3 separate regions of the Homo sapiens genome follow, and all the other regions are linked to region 2. A link is a contact called in ENCODE Hi-C or POLR2A ChIA-PET data. All regions are on one chromosome and are shown on one strand. Each heading gives the region's core, a stretch centred on a gene start or an enhancer-like site at or near the end of the contact. The rest is flanking DNA. Distances are from core to core; before and after follow the strand shown.

Region 1 (3,426 bases), core at 184-2,683, 410 kb after region 2:
GGGAGGGTTGGGAAGGGGTGTGTGGGGAGGGCTGGGAAGGGGGTGTGGAGAGGGCAGGGCAGGTACCTCCCCGATTTAGGGAGCTGGGTACACCCCTGGGCCTGGACATCAGGTGCAGATGCTAGGGTGGCCCCGTGATTAGGGCTGGGAGAGGGTCAGGCCCAGTCACTGTAGCCAGCAGCCTGAGGATGCCTCCCTCCGGATTCTGGCCTTCAGTCTCTTCAGGCCACGGTGGTCGGGGTCCACCAGGAGGCCGCTCTCTACCGCCGTCCAGGCCTCTGCGTGACGCTGCTCCTCCAGGCAGCACTGCCCGCGGAGAAGGAACATGCGTGCAGTGGGGGCCCGGCCTGGCTGCCTGCACAGGCTGTTCTGGGCCAAGGAGGGCGCCAGCTTCAGGGCCTGGGCAAAGGCCCCTGCGGCCGCCGCCTCATCCCCCAGGCTCAGCAGCAGGCGACCCTGACGGCAGAAGTCCTCTGCCCGCCTTGGGAGGTCACCATCCCCCAGCGCCTCCTGGAGCACATGGTCCAGGTCCCTAAGGGCCCGGCCAAACTCCTGCAACTCGGCCAGGCAGGTGGCCCGCAGACGCAGGTGACAGGCACTGCTGCCACTGGCCAGGACAGACAGCGAACAGTAGCCCAGCGCCTGCCTGGGTTGCCCTGCGTCCAGGAGGGTGCCGGCTTCCTGGGCCGCCGCCTGCACAGAGGACACAGAGAGAGGCAGGGAGAGTGGGGTCAGCCCCAAAAGCCCGGCCGCCCCTGCCCTGCAGAGGTCCTCTGCACAGCCAGCTTCTGCTGGCTCCCTGGGGATGGCGGGGCCCTGGGCTGCACAGGAGCTGCCCGCTGCTTCTGGAGGGGCTGGCTGACCATGGGCAAGGGCAGGAAGGGGGACCCAGGGTAGAGGACCCCTCCCTGCAATTCCCACTGCCCTGGAACCTGCCAAAGTGCTGTTCCGACCCTTGGCCCAAGGCCTGGCATCCTTGCCCACTGCTCTTCTCCCTGGGCCTCGGATCAGGGACCTGGATTTACCTCCTCATGGTCCCCTCCTGGCAGCCCTACCGCCCCACCGGCTGGGCCCAGGTTCCCTTGACTGGGTGACCACACCGGCCTCCTCCCTCGGTCCCTCTGGGCCAAGTCACCTCTCCATCGGGCCCTCTGAGGGGGCTGCTGCCCAGCCCTTCCACTCTGCCCACCTTCTGAAGGCTGCTCCAGGCCTCTGAGCACGTGCACCCTAGCCCCTCTCCCTGGGGCTGCTGGACGGAGGGCACAGCCTGTGCTGTGGGCTGCTGCTGGCCAGGCCTGCCTGCCCCCCCCACTCCTCCCGGGCACTTTCCTGAGCCCACCCAGGCCCAATCGCCTCATCTCTGACCCAGTTTTTTCACAGAGTCAACCACGACCAGAAATCCGCTCGCCTCGCTGGGCTCCTCCTCCGCTCAAGAATCTGCAGGGGTTCCCCGCTGCCTGAGGAACACGCCAAGGTGCAGGCCCCGCCTTTCTCGCTGGCGCTGCCTCTCTTCCAGCAGCCCGGCGGTCCTCGACGCTACCTCCCCCGGGGGGCGCAGCGCACCCAGGACCCCGCCAGGCTTGGCCGCACGGGGCGAAGCCGAGGCCCACGCCCGGGGTCCGTGCAGGGAGCGAGGGGGTCCCACGGCCCCGGCTTTGCTGCTGGGCTCCCGCAGGGCACAGTGTGGCCTCTTCTGCCAGCTGTGAGCGGCGCTGAGCAGGGCAGGGGCTCGAAACCCCGTCCCTCGCCTGCGGTGCGGCCCGCGGGACCGCCCCTCTCCGGGCGGAGGCACCTGACCCCGACCCGTAGTTCACGGCCCGGGGTGGTAGTGAAGCCTCGGCCCGCGCAGGACCCGCACATTTGGGCCGGGTCCATGGCAGCAGGAGGGCGAGGCCCCGAGCAGCTGTCGGACCCCGGGAGCCCCCAGGCCGCCCCAGTGGGGAAGGGCGCTCAATCCGACCCCAGACTCCCCTGAGCCCGCGGCTCGGGCCGCGCAGGCGCAGTGCCACCCGGAGGGGGCCGCCTGCCGAGGGGCGGGGCGCAGGAAGCGGGGCGAAACCACTGTTGGCTCATTTCCGGGTGGGTCCCCGTCTCCAGGCAACCATTTCGCGTCCTGCAGATTCTTGCCTGTGCCGGGAGCCGCCTCCTGGCGCCGCAGCCCAGCCGTATTCTGCAGCCTCGGAGACCCGCGTCCAGCCCCGCCTCCGGGCTCGGTGACCCCCGTTCAGGAGACCCCATCTAGCCGCCTCCTCTGGGCTCCGGGACCATGGCCCCAGCCAGGCTTCCCGCCCCCTGCCAGGCCCTGCTCCCACCTCGAAGACCCCAGCACAGACCCCTCCTCCTGGCTTGGAAACGCCCAGTCCCTCTGGGAGCTCTGAGACCCCACCCCGCCCAGCCCGGCCGCCTCCTCTAGGTCCCGATAACCCAATCTCAGCGTTGCTCTTCAGCTCGGGGGGGGCAGCGGCGCCCCCTCTGCAGCACCGAACTGCCCCTTACACTGGTGTAGCCCCGACTCCGCCATGAGCTCCCTGTTCTTCCTAGTGTGGTTTCTGTTTTCCTAAGTGGCCCCGGAGTGCTAGAACCCGCTGGTGTCAGGAAGCATTAAGGAGGTGAAATCCTGCCCAGGCCCCACTGGGGTGTAGTTCTGCCTCTGGGACCCCAAAGCCTGCTGTGCTCTTGGCCTCCCAGCCTGCCTTGTCCCCACGTGCCTTCTCCCGGCCTGCCATGGGTTTGGGGTGGGCTTCCTGCCGGGCAAGGTGCCCCTGGCTGGCTCAGTCTGGCCCTGAGGGCAAGGTCCTCTTCCCTCTCTTGCACCCAAGTCACCTGTGGCTTATACTTCCCATACAAAGAGGCTGAGAGGTCGGTGGGGTTGTAGGGCTAAGGTGGCCAGAGACCGTCTTCCTGGGCCAGAAGTGGGTGCCTCCCACCCCACCCCAAACCTAACTGAAATCAACCCAACCGCAGAGAGTGAAGAAAGGCTGCCCCAGTGGTGGGCCCGGGGGTCTCATGCCTGTGTGCTGGGGAAGGTTGGGGTGGGAGATCTGTGGGGTTCTTTGGGCACCTGGGCAAGGCTCTGCCGCTCCGAGGCCTCCAGGAGATGCAGCAGGCAGCTGAGATCCGGGGCATCCACCTCGGCCAGGCTCTGCAGGTCCCTTGCAGCCCCTGGCACGTCTCCCTTCTTGAGCTGGAGCAGGCCCAGCCGGGCCCGGGCTGCCTCTGACGTTGGGGCACGGTGCAGGGCTTTTTCCAGGTGGGTGCCAGCTTCCTCGTAGCTGCCTGTCAGGGATTCAGGAGGGACAGTCAGTGTGTGGGGTTGGGCAGAGGTGCGAGAGAGCTGAGACTCGCTGGCCGCTCCTTCCCTGCCCTGTGCTGGCTTGCGGGGAGCTGATGATGGCTCAGCCCAGGAAGAAGGAGCTGGGAGCAGAG
Region 2 (3,171 bases), core at 229-2,728:
TCCCTCCGCCTCAGGCGAGCACAGACCGAGCCCTGCCCCTCCCCAAACACACCATTGCGTCCCTGCGCCCGCAGGCCTCGCTGGAAGCTGCCTCCCCTGGAGACCACCCGGCCGACTGTCCAACTTCGGGGCCCCGGGCTTCCCGCTCCCCGCCCTGCCAAGGCTTGAGTCTCTCCCACTGCGTGGCCAGGCGTGGAGGGCCGGCCGATCCGACCCCGAAAGACGTCTCAGCGCTCCACGGCCCCGGGGCGGAGGTCAGGGGTCTCGCCGGCCCGAACGCCGGGCCCCGCGGGGCCGAAGTCCTGATAAGCCACCTGGCAGGAGTGGCTGGCAGACCGGCTGCGTCTGGGGCACCGGGCGCCGCCCCTCCCAGGCCCGAAGCCCCCGGCCCGCGCAGCAGGGACACTCCGCCAGGGGCCGGCGGGCGGGGCGGGGCCGGCGCGGCCGGGAGCCGCGGACACTCGGCCACCGAGCCACCGGCCACGGCGCAGCGGGGGCCGCCGGGCTGCGCCGCCAGGGTCACGCGACGCGGTGCCCGTCTCGGCGCAGGGTCCCTGGGCGTGGCCGCTGTCCCCCTCGTGTGTGGGACCCCAGGTCACCGTGTGGCGTCCCGGTAGTGTGTGGGACCCCAGAGGCGTCCGGGGCCTCCCCGCTGTGTGGTGTCCCACCCTGGGAGAACCCCGGGTGCGTGGCGTGGCCCCCCGGCCGCCCCCAGCTGGTTTGCGGTCGTGGCGGGGGCCTGTGGGTTTCTGGGCCCCGACGGCGGCGAGACGGGCGCCTTCCCAGCGGCGCAGGAAGCGGCCTCGGCCGGAAGGGGGGCCCCGGGCGCCACCGCCGCCTCCGCCTCCGCCCGCGCCCAGCGGCCCTCGGCGGGCGGGGCCGAGCGGGGCCGAGCGGAGTCGAGCATGGCCGAGCGTAGCCGAGTCCCGGCCGAGCGGAGCCGAGTCATGGCAGGGCGGGTCCGAGCGTGGCCGAGTCCCGGGCGAGCGGAGCCGAGCGCGGCCGAGTCCGGGCGGGGAGCGCGCGTTCCTGGAAGAGCCCGGCTGGGGAGCGGGTCACATTCTTGGCCAGCGCTAGGGCTGAGGCGGACGCACGGCAACAAACAGCGCGGGGGGCGGGGCCGGCGCGGGGCGGAGCGGGCGGCGCGGGGCGGGGCGGCGCGGCGGCGGCGTGAGCTCAGCGCCGGGCGCTCAGTCCGAGCCGGAGCGAGCCGCCGGGAGGATGTGCGCCGAGCGCCCCGAGCCCCGCGCCGCCGCCGCGCTCTGAGGGCCGCGGGCGAGAGGCGCCTCCGCCGCCCCGGAAGCCGGGCGGGCGGGCCGCGGAGCCGGCGGGCGGGCGGGCCGGGGGCCGGCGGCGGGCGCGACGCGGCCGGCCAGCGCCGCCGGGACGAGCCGGGCGGGCGCCTCGCGGTGGGAGGAGCGGGGCGGCGGCGGCGCGCCGCGCGAGGACGGCCCGGCGGGCCCCGCGCCCGCGCCCCCGCTCCTCCCGGGCCCCTCGGCCTCGGCCGCCGCGGCGATTCGCGCCTCGCGGCGCCGGCACCTGCCCGCGCGCCCCCCGCGAGCCCCGGGCCCGCGAGCGTTGGCGTTGGCGTTGGCGGCGCGCGCCGGGGCATGCCCCGCGCCTAGAGCCCGGGGGGCGCGCGGGGGACGCGCGGGGGGCCCGGGCGGCGGCGGGCGCGGCGCGGGGCGCGTGGATGTGGCGCCGGGCCCGGGCGGCGGCGGGCTCCAGCGGCGGGACCCCTTCGCCCCGCCCGCCTTCCCCTTCGCGCCCCCGGGCGAGGCCGCGGCCGTGATCGGCCGTGAGCCGGCGGCGGGGGGCGGCCGGGGTCGGGGCCGCGGGCGCCGCCGGGGCGCGCGGGGCGGCGGCGGGGGCCGGGGGGGCCCGGGCGCGCGGGAGCGGGAGCGGCCGGGGGAGCCGGAGCGCACCATGGAGGCGGCGGCAGGCGGCCGCGGCTGTTTCCAGCCGCACCCGGGGCTGCAGAAGACGCTGGAGCAGTTCCACCTGAGCTCCATGAGCTCGCTGGGCGGCCCGGCCGCTTTCTCGGCGCGCTGGGCGCAGGAGGCCTACAAGAAGGAGAGCGCCAAGGAGGCGGGCGCGGCCGCGGTGCCGGCGCCGGTGCCCGCAGCCACCGAGCCGCCGCCCGTGCTGCACCTGCCCGCCATCCAGCCGCCGCCGCCCGTGCTGCCCGGGCCCTTCTTCATGCCGTCCGACCGCTCCACCGAGCGCTGCGAGACCGTACTGGAAGGCGAGACCATCTCGTGCTTCGTGGTGGGAGGCGAGAAGCGCCTGTGTCTGCCGCAGATTCTCAACTCGGTGCTGCGCGACTTCTCGCTGCAGCAGATCAACGCGGTGTGCGACGAGCTCCACATCTACTGCTCGCGCTGCACGGCCGACCAGCTGGAGATCCTCAAAGTCATGGGCATCCTGCCCTTCTCGGCGCCCTCGTGCGGGCTCATCACCAAGACGGACGCCGAGCGCCTGTGCAACGCGCTGCTCTACGGCGGCGCCTACCCGCCGCCCTGCAAGAAGGAGCTGGCCGCCAGCCTGGCGCTGGGCCTGGAGCTCAGCGAGCGCAGCGTCCGCGTGTACCACGAGTGCTTCGGCAAGTGTAAGGGGCTGCTGGTGCCCGAGCTCTACAGCAGCCCGAGCGCCGCCTGCATCCAGTGCCTGGACTGCCGCCTCATGTACCCGCCGCACAAGTTCGTGGTGCACTCGCACAAGGCCCTGGAGAACCGGACCTGCCACTGGGGCTTCGACTCGGCCAACTGGCGGGCCTACATCCTGCTGAGCCAGGATTACACGGGCAAGGAGGAGCAGGCGCGCCTCGGCCGCTGCCTGGACGACGTGAAGGAGAAATTCGACTATGGCAACAAGTACAAGCGGCGGGTGCCCCGGGTGAGTGGCCCCAGGCCTGGGAGCTGGGGAGGATGCGCTTGGGGTGGGGGCCCCTTCTGGACTACAGGCTCTGGTCTCCGAAGGCTGGGACCTGTGCTTCTGCCGTGCCCCATGTCTCCAGTCTTCGCTTTGTTTTAGGGAAATTCAGAGTGTTCCGACTGGCAGGGCCAGAGAGTTTGGTAGGAAGGCCCTCCTGCCCGTTCCCCAGGACGAGCCTGGAGTGCGGGCTGTGGCGGTGGGGTGGGGGGCCAGGCCTGGTGTGTGGGGAAGGCCCGC
Region 3 (3,428 bases), core at 643-3,142, 450 kb before region 2:
AGCCTGGCCAACACAGTGAAACCCGTCTCTACTAAAAATACAAAAATTAGCTGAGCGTGGTGGTGGGCGCCTGTAATCCCAGCTACTCAGGAGGCTGAGGCAGGAAAATCACTTGAACCCGGGAGGTGGAGGTTGCAGTGAGCCGAGATTGTGCCACTGCACTCCAGCCTGGGCAACAGAGCTAGACTCTGTCTTAAAAAAAAAAAAAAAAAAAAAAGACTGGTCAAAGTGGCTTACGTCTGTAAGATCAGCACTTTGGGAAGTGGAGGCAGGAGGATCTCTTGAGGCCAGGAGGTTGAGACTAGCCTGGACAACACAGTGAGACTCTATCTCTACAAAAAATTTTATAAATCAGCTAGGTGTGGTGGTGCAGGCCTGTAATCCCAGCTACTCAGGAGGCTGAGGTGGGAGGATCAATTGAGCCCAGGAATTTGAGGTTACAGTGAGCTATAATCATGCCACCATAAACACGCCTGGAGGACAGAGTGAGGCCCTGTTTCTAACATACACACACATATACACACAGAAACATCTCGAGAGGACACCTCCAAATGATGAAGCTATTTTGTTGGGTACTGCGGTGGCACCTGTGATTCCTCAAGTAGCTTGGAATCAGCGTGCTAACACCATAAAGTGGCTGCAAAAGTCCCAGTGAAGTCACTGCTGAGAGCAAACAGGCCTTACAGAGAAGTTCCAAGGGGACAGGAAATTTCCAGAGGCTTGAGAGGACAATGTTCAGGGGAATAAGTACTTGAAGGGAATTATCTAACAAGGTGTTAAAGTAACTAGCTTCTTAGACAAGATGACATCAGGAGGAAAAAAAAACTTATTAAGGCAAACATGTCAGTTTCAGGCCAACTAAGGCTGTCAGAGAGACATGGAACACAAGAAGAGAAGAGTTTTGAAATGTATTCCCATCAAGAGCCAAGAATAATGAACTTTTGAATGTAAAACTTAGTGTGTTCCAAAACAAGAAAGGAAAAATAACTTGTTACTCGGAATCGAAGCCAAAAGGAATCTCATTGCTTGGGGAGGAGGGATGGGAGGGTGGGGGTGGTCCTTGGCCTGGGAAGGAAAACTCCACCAGGCCTTCGGAGCTGGGCACGCCCTGTTCCCACAATTAAGAAAAAAAACGACGACCTAGAGCTCAAGGCCGGTGCTGACATCTGACCTACTGGATGGCAGCCGCCTGTAGGAACATCACCATAGACTATTGGAATTTTCTGGCAAGTACTGGGCACTAAATCAGAGATGTGTTTTTAGAGAATTCCATGCCAATACTGCTGTATAGAATCTTTTATTCATACTTTCCCACTAGGTTTGGGCCCCTCTAAGCTTTCACGAGTCAAAGACCCCTCCTGCTTGCTGAAACCACCCACGGAAGGCCGGACACCGAGGACCTGGCCGCCCAAGCAGAGGCGACTGACAAGCGCGGTCCGGGCTGGACGGCCCCACCTTCCCCGCCCGGGAGAGCCAGGCCGGACAGCGGCCTCCCTCAGACCCGTCCCCAAGGCCGAGCCTCGCCCTGGGCCGTGCTGGTGCCCCATTCGGGACGGAGCGGTGGCCCGTCAGCACTTCCACGGCCTCCTCAGCAGGCCAGATGGGCAGGGCCGGCCTGGTGTCTCCCCGCCTGGCCGCGCGCTCGCGGGCAGCGATGACCCCAGGCAGCGGGCGACCCCAGGCGGACGGCAGGCCGGGTCTGCTCACTCACCGTTCGCTGCCGCGGGCGCCTGCGGGGGCGTCTACATGCCGGACCGAGCCCGCAGGCCCCGCCGCCGCGCCGCCGCCAGCCGTCGCTACCTGGCCCTTGGCGCCCTGGCCGCCTGTTGCCCCATGGCCGCCCGGACCCCGGCGCCGGCGCCGCCGAGCAGCAATGCGCCGCGCCCGCCCACTGCGCAGGCGCACCCGCCACGCATGCGCGCTGCCGCGCACGTGGGGCGTCCCGCGCGTCTGCCGGGTCCCACCGGCGCCGGGACACCCCGCGCGGGCGGGAGGCGGCGGGCGTGGCGGGAAAGAGGCGGGCGGTGGGGAAGAGGGGCGAATCGCGGTGGAGAGCAGTGACCAGGGAGTGGAGGCGGGCAGCGGGGACAGGGGCGGGCGTCCGCGACTCGGGTAGGCGGGGGTCGGCGCCCCGAGGAGGGCGGCCCCCGGCTCCCGTCCCCACTCACCTGCCGCGTCCGGAGGGCGCCCCCGGGTCCGCCCGCCACGTCTACGCCTAGGCGCCCCCGACATTGTGATCCCAGCCCGGCGTCCCGCCCCCAACTCACCGCCACCGCGGGCGGGACCTCCCGGACCACGTGGGCCGGCTCAGGGGAGTGCAGGTGCCCCGCGAGAGCTGGCCCCGCCCGCCGCCGCTTCCCTAATTACCGGGCTGTGACACGGTGTGGGCCGAGCCGGATTTGGGAACCGAAACTTAGAGCAGCTGCGGCAGCGCTGCGCTCCCTCGGGGCTGTCCGTCGGGGCTGGGAGGGCGGCCCTGCGCCTGGGGGAACCGCGATCGGCCTCACGCCCACCTCTAGCGGCCAGGTGCGCCTTGCACGCCCACGAACGTCCTCAGAGGTCTACGCTTGGGATCCCAAGGCTGGCAGTGGAGGGAGGACCCGGTGGCCTGGGGCACCTCTAGGGGGACCAGGGAGCCGTGTTTTGCGCACCCCACAGGCTGGAGGACTCGGGGAGTTGGGGGAGGAGGCCAAAGCCACAGGAGCGGACTTTGTAGTGTTTGTTGGAACTGCGGGTCCCACCCAGCCCGCACTTGCTGAACTGGTGGCTGCTCATCAGCGCCTTCAGGCCTCAAATATCCCAATAATGTGCCCTATACCCAGTTCTCAGCTCTCGAGTCACTGTCAGGTAAACTGGCAATGCACGACCAGCTGCTCTAACCTGCTGGTCCCCCAGGTGCCAGACATTGTTTTGTTTTTCTGAGATAGTGTCTCATTCGTCCCCCAGGCCGGAGTCCAGTGGCGGGCTCACGGCTCACTGCAGCCTTGACCTCTCAGGTGCAAGCGATCCTTCCACTTCAGCTTCCCTAGTAGTTGGGACTACAAGTAGGTCCCGCCACACTCGACTACTTCATTCATATATATATATATTTGTGTGTGTGTGTGTGTGTGTGTGTAGAGATGAGGTTTTACCATTTTGCCCAGGCTGGGTCTCAAACTTCACCCGCCTCGGCCTCCCAAAGTACTAGGATTATAGGCGTAAGCCACTGCACCTGGCCCAGCCATTGTTTTCTGAGGTTCAGTCCCTGTCTATACTTTCTGTGTGATCACCTGGCCCAGGGTCGGTGTGGACCTGAGTCCTCTGCAGCCCTTCCCCACACCCGCATACCTGCTCTCTGGTCAGGACTCCTGGGACTTGAATCCAGAGACACGGAACACGGCCTGGCCAAGTCTTCCTGAAAAACACAGCTCTTCAGTTCAGGACCACAG

What was found. Hi-C counts contacts between places; a loop is a spot of excess contacts on that map. ChIA-PET counts read pairs that join two places held with the same protein, here RNA polymerase II (POLR2A). Pooled maps may share reads with other maps.
Region 1: a loop to region 2 is called in a pooled map, with 15 times the contacts of the local background. The contact joins the enhancer-like site here to the promoter of SKI in region 2. A Hi-C loop is called at or near these places in 7 of 50 pooled maps.
Region 3: a loop to region 2 is called in a pooled map, with 32 times the contacts of the local background. The contact joins the promoter of NADK here to the promoter of SKI in region 2. A Hi-C loop is called at or near these places in 1 of 37 single-sample maps with no recorded cell type and 5 of 50 pooled maps. POLR2A ChIA-PET finds 5 or more read pairs at or near these places in 2 of 52 experiments (A673 and naive thymus-derived CD8-positive, alpha-beta T cell).

The regions. Positions count from the first base shown.
Region 1 is chr1:2,641,203-2,644,628 of GRCh38, forward strand. TTC34 (tetratricopeptide repeat domain 34) reads right to left here. Exons shown (of 9, transcript NM_001242672.3): 8 at 3,062-3,276; 9 at 1-693. The coding sequence ends at 166. Among named protein-coding and RNA genes, the nearest start is that of MMEL1, 9.9 kb to the left of the region's middle. Within about 2 kb of position 1,434, at least 32 of the 41 ENCODE cell types and tissues checked have a DNase peak (open chromatin) inside an H3K27ac peak, as active enhancers do.
Region 2 is chr1:2,226,841-2,230,011 of GRCh38, forward strand. It overlaps SKI (SKI proto-oncogene), which reads left to right and starts at 1,479. Exons shown (of 7, transcript NM_003036.4): 1 at 1,479-2,895. The coding sequence starts at 1,927. RefSeq lists an enhancer at 1-220 and a silencer at 540-1,309.
Region 3 is chr1:1,776,578-1,780,005 of GRCh38, forward strand. It overlaps NADK (NAD kinase), which reads right to left and starts at 1,893. Exons shown (of 12, transcript NM_023018.5): 1 at 1,712-1,893. RefSeq lists a silencer at 1,409-2,608.